Regions from separate parts of the Homo sapiens genome. Here region 2 is linked to region 1. The links are chromatin contacts, found by Hi-C or POLR2A ChIA-PET in ENCODE. All regions are on one chromosome and are shown on one strand. The core of a region is the stretch at or near the end of the contact, and the rest is flanking DNA. Distances in the headings are between cores, read along the strand shown.

What was found. Hi-C counts contacts between places; a loop is a spot of excess contacts on that map. ChIA-PET counts read pairs that join two places held with the same protein, here RNA polymerase II (POLR2A). Pooled maps may share reads with other maps.
Region 2: a pooled map shows a loop between it and region 1 (5-fold over the local background). The contact joins two enhancer-like sites. A Hi-C loop is called at or near these places in 7 of 50 pooled maps. POLR2A ChIA-PET finds 5 or more read pairs at or near these places in 2 of 52 experiments (H1 and common myeloid progenitor, CD34-positive).

What each region holds. Positions count from the first base shown.
Region 1 is chr17:66,464,523-66,468,418 of GRCh38, reverse strand. All of the region lies in intron 2 of PRKCA (protein kinase C alpha), which reads right to left. Among named protein-coding and RNA genes, the nearest start is that of PRKCA-AS1, 50 kb to the right of the region's middle. RefSeq lists a silencer at 1,114-1,408. Within about 2 kb of position 1,263, at least 14 of the 41 ENCODE cell types and tissues checked have a DNase peak (open chromatin) inside an H3K27ac peak, as active enhancers do.
Region 2 is chr17:66,653,482-66,657,730 of GRCh38, reverse strand. All of the region lies in intron 5 of PRKCA (protein kinase C alpha), which reads right to left. Among named protein-coding and RNA genes, the nearest start is that of MIR634, 130 kb to the left of the region's middle. RefSeq lists a silencer at 3,046-3,340. Within about 2 kb of position 1,629, at least 2 of the 41 ENCODE cell types and tissues checked have a DNase peak (open chromatin) inside an H3K27ac peak, as active enhancers do.

The sequences.
Region 1 (3,896 bases), core at 14-2,513:
CTACAAACTGCTGCACCAAGATAGCAAATGTGTGCCTCCCACAGCCAGCGACCCAGTCAGCCCACACAAATGAGGACAGAGTCCTCAGTGACAGAGACACCCTGTGATGTTGCTGCAAGAGTGTGCATCTTGATTCAGACAAGTTCATTTCAAAAAATATTTTTCACCTGTATATCTTTTTAAATAGGTAAATACACAGCACAGACCCAGATAAAGGAAAAAGTCATTCTGTAGTTTTCATTTCTTTAAGCCAAAATGTCGAATGGAAAATATGTGCTTTTTGACAAATGTAGCTTTATCATTTCAGAGACATCGTATCTTCACTTTGTATTTTAGTTGCATAGAAGAAATAAAGAAGCATCAAAATGATACCCCACTGCTCCTGGAAACAGCTAATGAGGAGTTCCTAAACTAAGAGTCATTTCTGTCAAACACGAGGAAAGTGGAACTATCAGCAAGGAAAGATAACTTGTTAGTCATATAAATGCTCCTGGGAGCCATGAAAAGTTTTCTGTTGTTTTTTTTTTTAATTTTTTGTTTTTGTTTTTTAAGTACAACCAAGGCCAGACGCAGTGGCTCATACCTGTAATCCTAGCACTTTGGAAGGCCAAGGCGTGGGGATCGCTTGAGCCCAGAAGTTCAAGACAAGCCTGAGCAACATAGTGAGACCCCATCTCCACAAAAAATTAAAAAATTAGCTAGGCATACTAGCATGCACCTGTGGTCCCAGCTACTCAGGAGGTTGAAGCAGGAGGATCGCTTGAGCCCAGGAGTTTGAGGCTGTGGTGAGCCAAGATGGTGCCACTGCACTCCAGCCTGGGTGACACAGTGAGACTGTCAAAAACAAACAAAAATGTACAAACAAAATTTCATTCTAATTTTTAAAAGCACTAGAGCAGGTACTATTGGTGATAGGGCTGTTTTTCTGCAAAAAAAAATGTGTTTGCCCAGCTAAACAAGCATTTTGTTCACAATGAAAACTAAGCTATTATTTAGTCAAAAGCCATCATTTACAGATGAGGAAACTGAGGCAGTTTACCTTAAATCAGCCAGTTATAGCACATTATGTATAGTAACTGCTGAGGTTAGCTACACGACATCTGGCTACATAGCATGAAATGAGAGTACAGCTGACATCACTCCGTTCATACACTTTGGAATTCCTGAGATTTAACCACTCATGGTATTGGAATGTACCATGCCATGGCCTAAATGAGAGCCTGTAAGCCACGATACAAACCAAAAGATCTTTGCACACCACCTCCTGCGCATGAGGCAACATGCACAGTCATCCCTCTCTAAGATGCTCAGAGGAAGAGGAAAATAATGTGTTGAACAACAGCCATCTCTGTCGTGTGTGTTTGCAGGGCAACGAAGCCATCAGCAAACATCTTTTCATAGTAGGTTCAGTTTGAATATGAGCATCATTTTGCTTTCATTTTCAAATTTTCTTGCTACAAGGAAAAGTGAATCATTCCATAGTTTCAAATGCCAGTCACAAATTTAAACTGAGGGCATGAGTAATTTAAGTCTTTTTTTTTTTTAAATGAAGGAAGAGGTCACAAGTCAAACATCCACGTGGACTTCCCTTCTTTGACCCCAGCGTGAAGGAATTCGCAGGTTAAAGGCTTTTACTGCTAATCTTAGCACCACTGTTATTCCCACTTCTCTTTAGAAATAAAGTCAATTTTATTAAAAGCTGAAGTTTCAAGTTTTTGTGCATTACACCAAAAATTTAATAAAGAAAAGAACGATGTTTAGATTTTATGTGGAATACTTATCAATTCTTAACAGCACAGACTCCATCTTTGATTATTTTTAAATGTTCAGTGTGGCCAAATTATGTTAAATGGTATTTTGCCAAGAAGTTTCTTCCATTTTGAGGTAAGGAGAAGAAAACGTGGAGGAAGAGAAAGTCACTTGTTGCTCAGTGGGAACCACTTTGCAGAATAATTCTGACCCCCATCTCAGCTCCACAAGCAAGTTCCCAGAAAGGGCTTCCCAAGGCCCGTGGCTTGTGAGCAGTGCAGGTGGCCTCAAACGCAGGGCTCCCTGGGTCTGGCTTCAAACTCTTCCAGCTGGGACACCTGGGACCAAGCTCTACTTCCCCCAGCTCAGTTCCCATTAGATGCTTCCTCCACCCACACACAAATTCTTTCCACACGTGCAGTTCATGTTCCAAAATTTCATTCACCGACTACAGAAAAAAGGTACAGGCGTCTAGAGTGAGGAGATCCAGACCCATCCTCGTGCTTCGACATATTTCAGTGACTTCTTAAAATTCTCAGTATTGGGCTCTGCACACAGCAGCTATGTAACAAAACAGCTGCTGGTGCACTTGGATGTAAAATGCTTCTCTGTTTCTTCTCAATATAATGGAACTAAGAATGATTTCCTATGTCAGAGAACTATATAGCCCTACAGAAGAACAGCTTTTGACTTATTGCTGAGATTACATTAGGCTATACAAACTGAGTTATCCATGTGAAGAAACTCCTTTAAAAAAAAAAGTCAAATCTTACACAATAAGAAAGAAAGTACATGCAAATAAACAACTCCAAAAAGCATTTAAAATGTTACTGGCCTCAATAAATTTCCTTGCTTGGGTGGAAAGAGGTTGTGGAATGGGGATGGTTGTCTCTTCGAATTAAAGCTACCTTTGTTCATAATACCAACTTTTCTCTCTATGCAGATCTACTGTTAGAATTAAAACATATCAGGCCAGGCACAGTGGCTCCCCTCTGTAATCTCAACACTTTTGAGGGGCCAAGGTGGGAGGACTGCTCAAGCTCAGGAGTGTGAGACCAGCTTGGACAACACAGCAAGACTTCATCTCTACTTAAAAAAAAAAAAAAATTAACTAGCCAGGCATGGTGGCACATGCCTTTAGTCCCAGCTACTCAGGAGACTGAGGTGGGAGGATCTCTTGAGCCCAGGAGTTTGAGGCTGCTGTGAACCATGATCACACCACTGCACTCCAGTCTGGGCAAGAGAGTAAGACCTATCTCAAAAATTAAAAAAAATTAAAAAATAATTATAACATATCAGTTGACAAATTCCTTCCAGATATACCATTATGATAAGTCAAATTTAAGAATTACCCGATGCTATCAGTTTCTTAGGGAAGTCTTGAAACAAAATTCCCTTTCCCACAAAACAAATCTCGTTTACAAAACAGCTCATAGGACTAAAGTTCTGGATAGACATAAAAGATAAATTAAAGGATTAGTCCTTCCTATTCTGCAAATGTTAAGTTGTGGTTATTAAGGCTATGGGGGTTGGCCTAGTCAAAGAGTTTCCTAGTCATTCATTTATTTACTTAAGTTATTGCTTATGTCACTGGTAAAGAAACAAACTATGTTTCTACCAAGAAACAAAAACCACCAATCCCTTTGTATTTAATTAAAAAAACCAAAACACAAAATTGTAAAACTCTACAAAATAACAAAGGAGAAAGATCTAGATGACCTTGGGTTTGGCAATAACGTTTTAGATACAATACCAAAGGCCAAAGGAGCAATCCATGAAAAAATAATTGGTAAGCTGGATTTCATTATAATTAAAAACTTCTGCTCTGCAAAAGACACTGTCAAAAGAATCAGAAGATATTATAGGCTGGGAGAAAATATTGCAAAAAATAAATCTGATAAAGAAGTATTATACAAAATATACAAATAACTCTTAAAATTCAGCAATAGGAAAACAAACAGCCCAATTAAAAATGGGCACAAGACCAGATATCTCACCAAAGAAGATGTACAGATGGCAAATATGCATGTGAAAAGATGCTCAATATAATATGTCATTAGGGATCTGCAAATTAAAGCAATGAGATACCACTACACACCTATTAGAATGGCCAAAATCCAAAACACTGACAACACCAAACGCTGACA
Region 2 (4,249 bases), core at 380-2,879, 190 kb before region 1:
GTAAGGAGGGCTCTGGTGCTATTTCTAACATTCACTGCACATACACTTGCTCTTTTGGGCAGATGTTCACCTGTGAGAGTTCTTCCACGAGAGTTCTTCCACCTGTGCGGGCCATAAGATGACAGCAGCAATATATCCCAGAGAAATGTGTCTCTCCTGCACTGTACCCCCACTCCCAGCTGAGTGACTTAACAAAGAGAAAGGGAGGTCAGTGCGGCATTTCCCAGAAAAAGAGCCATGTCCCTGCTGGGTGTTCAGTGAGGAAGGTGTCTCTTTTGATTACATTCCCTACCTCAAGTGAGTCGAAGTTGATGAAACAACACTTCCTTCAGGCCACATTCCCCAAATTCACCACCCCCACTGCAAAAACTTTTATAGGAAGTTTGCCTTGCTTCTATTCTCTCTTCTTTATTCTAGGAAAAAGTGCCTGCTTTGGTTTGAAAAGGGACCCTGACTATCTTTAATTAACCACAAACCTTGCATTAATTAAAAAGGAAAATGCATGTAAAGGCAGCTACCATTCTCAGTATAAAAAGTCCCTCATGGGGATGCTCTGTGCAGAGCTTCCAGTGGGTGGCCATGGCCCCCTATTCAAATGGGGATATTTTAGAACAAGCTCAGGAGCTAACTTATCTCATATTTTCTCAGGAAATCTGAATCTTTCCAATTGGAAACGCCTACAAGCTAAGATGCACATAGTCTGATGTTTCTCTGTACCATTTTGATGCCAATAATCAGAGCAGGTGTATACATGTTAATGGGAGATTCCTTTACAACACATCTGAAAATATATATATACATATTTTTTGCTAAGATATCAGAGCAGCTTGGTGTTGAAAAGGACCATAGGACAGCACCTGCCTATTCTAGCTTCCTACTGAGCCATTCCTACCCACCCACCGTTGAAGATGACATGGATCAAGAGAGGAAAAAAATTTCTGCATTTATTTTAGGACATTTCCATTGGTGAACATAACCATTCCCAAACACTTCAAGTTTTCCACCCTTTTGATGGAGAACCGGGAAACAAAAGGAGCATTTATCTGTTATTTATTTCGTCTTCCCTCCTGATCCCCCAAGATCTCTCTCTCATTCCCCAAGCATTAGAAGAAAGTTTCAATGGAAAGTGATTGAAAAGACATCATTTGCAAGCTTCTAAGAGATTTCTCACTTGGCTAACACATTTACTTTCCAGAAGATAAAGTTCCTTGCAATAATTTCACAGCAATTAATCTTGTGCTTAAATGATAATCCTATAATTAGAAGCAATTAAAATCCTGCACAAGAATGACCTGCTCAGTCAATATCAATGTCTCTGTATGCTAATGGGGTAATCTTGAAAGAGGCCCCAGAAATAATTTGCTTCTCCTCTTCCAGGGATGTAAGCATTCAAAGCCTATCTTTAAGAGTGCTTCCTCCTGGCAGCAGTCACTGAAGTCAAAGACGACAGATGACTGATGACCCTATAAAGAATCTGGGGACTTGGGGTATCTTAAGCAGGAGAAAGAGAAACTATGTCACCATGAGCATGGATACCAGGGTGCTTTACAACAAAGACAAATGCTGCATGAAGGAAATGACACTGGCAACTCTTTGCCCCTTGTTCCAATCTTGCTGCCTCCCACGCACATCTAGTGACTAAGCACCCAGAGTGAAAAGCTCTGTTGGAGTCCCCGCACAGAGAACCAAGCATGAATAACAATCTGTGGGATGGCATGCTGCAAGTCTGTACATATCTGACATTAAGATGAGCCACAGATCAGTCAGGACGAGGTACCACAGTCGGAATGTAAATAATCATGTGTCTCTGAGAAGATGCAACCTTTTTCTTAGCTGATAGATGTTTCTCTAAAGGATCCCAGAGCCATGTGGCTTTATGAATTGGGTTAAAACAGGATCATTTTAACTTGATCCAGATGTAGGGCTAAAATGGGGAGAGTCACCTGGATTTGGGGTGAGGAGTGCAGTAAAAGCCTGAGTCAGTTTCTATGCTGTATTGTGTACTTCCATCATCATCATCATCGGCTCAACAGACACACATTTGGTACAAATTTGAGGCACTGGGCTGGGTACAGGAGATAAGACACTATCTCTGACCTCAAAGGACTTATGACATAGTGGAAGGAGATCAACATGTAAATAAACACACAGGTGAAATCTCATAATACATGTTATAAAGGGCATGGAGAGAAAGTGGTTGGTTTCAGGCATGGCATAAAATGTGAGGAGAGGCTTCCTAAAGGTAACTGCAGCTGAATGTTAAAAAGACGTTCTCTGGGGAGCAGGGAAAATGGCACAAGCAAAAGTGAGGAGGGAAGAAACACTGGTGGGCTGTTGCCTGCCACAGTGGGGAAGCTGCTCATGGCTTGGAAATCTGAGTGCAAACGTGTAGGGGACATAAGGGGTAAATATGGGGAGATGGGCAAAGTACTGCCTACAGAAGGGGTCATGTGGACATAAGACACTGATGTTTAGGAATGCCCAATCAAGGAAGAAGATAGAGTAGATAAATCCACTGAACACATGCCAGTCATGACCCAAAAGCATACGCATTTGAATGGGATAATGTGCAGGCTTTCTTCTGGTACAAGCACACCGCTGTATGTTTTAGCTAAGACGCACTTTCCTGTTTTCTTGTGCCAAGGATGTGCCTGGATGTTAAGCACCAGTGAACTCAAGGCAGGTGACTGCTAGATTTGGTTTCTTTGAAGACTGTGAGAACGTGAGAGCAGGATGAGTCTCCAATGGGGAAGAACTGGGGCCACTAAGAAAAAGCCAGACGGATGCCAAGAAAGGGCTGGTCCAGTCACATGCCCACGCAACTCACATGCTGTCAAAACACGTCCTGTAGCGGCTTGTTTCCATCCTTCTGCCCATTTTAATTCTTCATTTTCCAGCACAGAAGACTTCACCCAGATTCCCTGCTGCCATTTTTATTTCCAGCCATTATGGAAACCCTGGAAAATGCAGGGTCTGCGGAAGTGAGGACAGACCCTCACCCCCAGTGGTGCCAACAGAACAGTAATCACAGGAGCTGCGGAGCCATCCCAGAGTAGCCTCCACAATTAATTGCAGGATAGAAATGTGAAATTGCAAGCACTTGAAGCAACAGTGTAGGCTGTGTCTGTACTCAAGGGAAACAGCTGTGAGTAATCACAGGATCTTCCCTCAGCCAGAGCCAACGGTCAGCTGCTTACAATAGTGGGAAGGGCATGCGTGTGTGCTAGAGGCAGCTGGGCAGGCTGCGGGAGCTCTACAAGCCTCAGTTTCCTCACTTACAAAAGGGTAATGATGCTGCTGCTGCTGCTGGTGATGATGATAGCATTTTTCCCAAAAGGTGGTTGGGATGAAATACATAGGAAAGCATCCAGTTGGGGCCTGGTACACGAAAAGTGTTCAATCAGTGTCGGTTTCTCTTCTCACAGGATCTAAGCATTCAAGAAACACCCGGAGCTTCTCTGGTTTGCCCTTCATGTCCCCTTTCTAGGCAGCTGCTACTGCTGTGACTGGCTGGATCTTGTTAGCATTTCCATTTGCAAGATGCCAGGCACATAGAGATCATTGGATAATAAGGGTCCCCTGGCTAGATGGTGCGACCACTTCCTAGCTAAACGGACCCACCAATCCTCTCTGCAAGAACACTGAACGCCCCACTCATTCTTACTTCTCCATCTACAAAAGAGAGGACCCAGTCTTGCTGTGCCTCTCCCCAGGGAAAATTAATGCAACAATGCCTATCACTTTCAGAATTAGCTGATGTTAGTGGATTCATGAAACTTCTACAAAGCCATGGAGATAAAGTGTGCTTTGTCATGAAGAGCAGTTACCCCTCTTATTATGGACTTTTCTCTACCAGTATTTAAAGACAAACTAAAGGAAGTAGTTTCTCATATGTGAGCATCATAAAGCTTGTTGGTTTTGTTTTTTTTTTTTTTTTTTAAGAGCTGGAAACTTGCAGGAAATAGAAGCTGGTGTCTTTAAAGTAGGCATGGAACCCCCAGATCGAGGAGAGTGGTATCCAAGGGGAGGGGAGATGCAGAATGCAAACGGCCCACTCAGCCATTCCCCAACTCCTTGATGTTTATTTATACAATAAGCAACAGCTTTGCCAATACTGTGCCCACAACTACTATTTTTTTGGAGATGGGGTTTTGCTCTGTCACCTAGGCTGGCATGCAGTGGCGCCATCATAGATCCCTGTTACCTCGAACTCCTGGGTTCAAGCGATCCTTCTGCCTCAGCCTCCTGA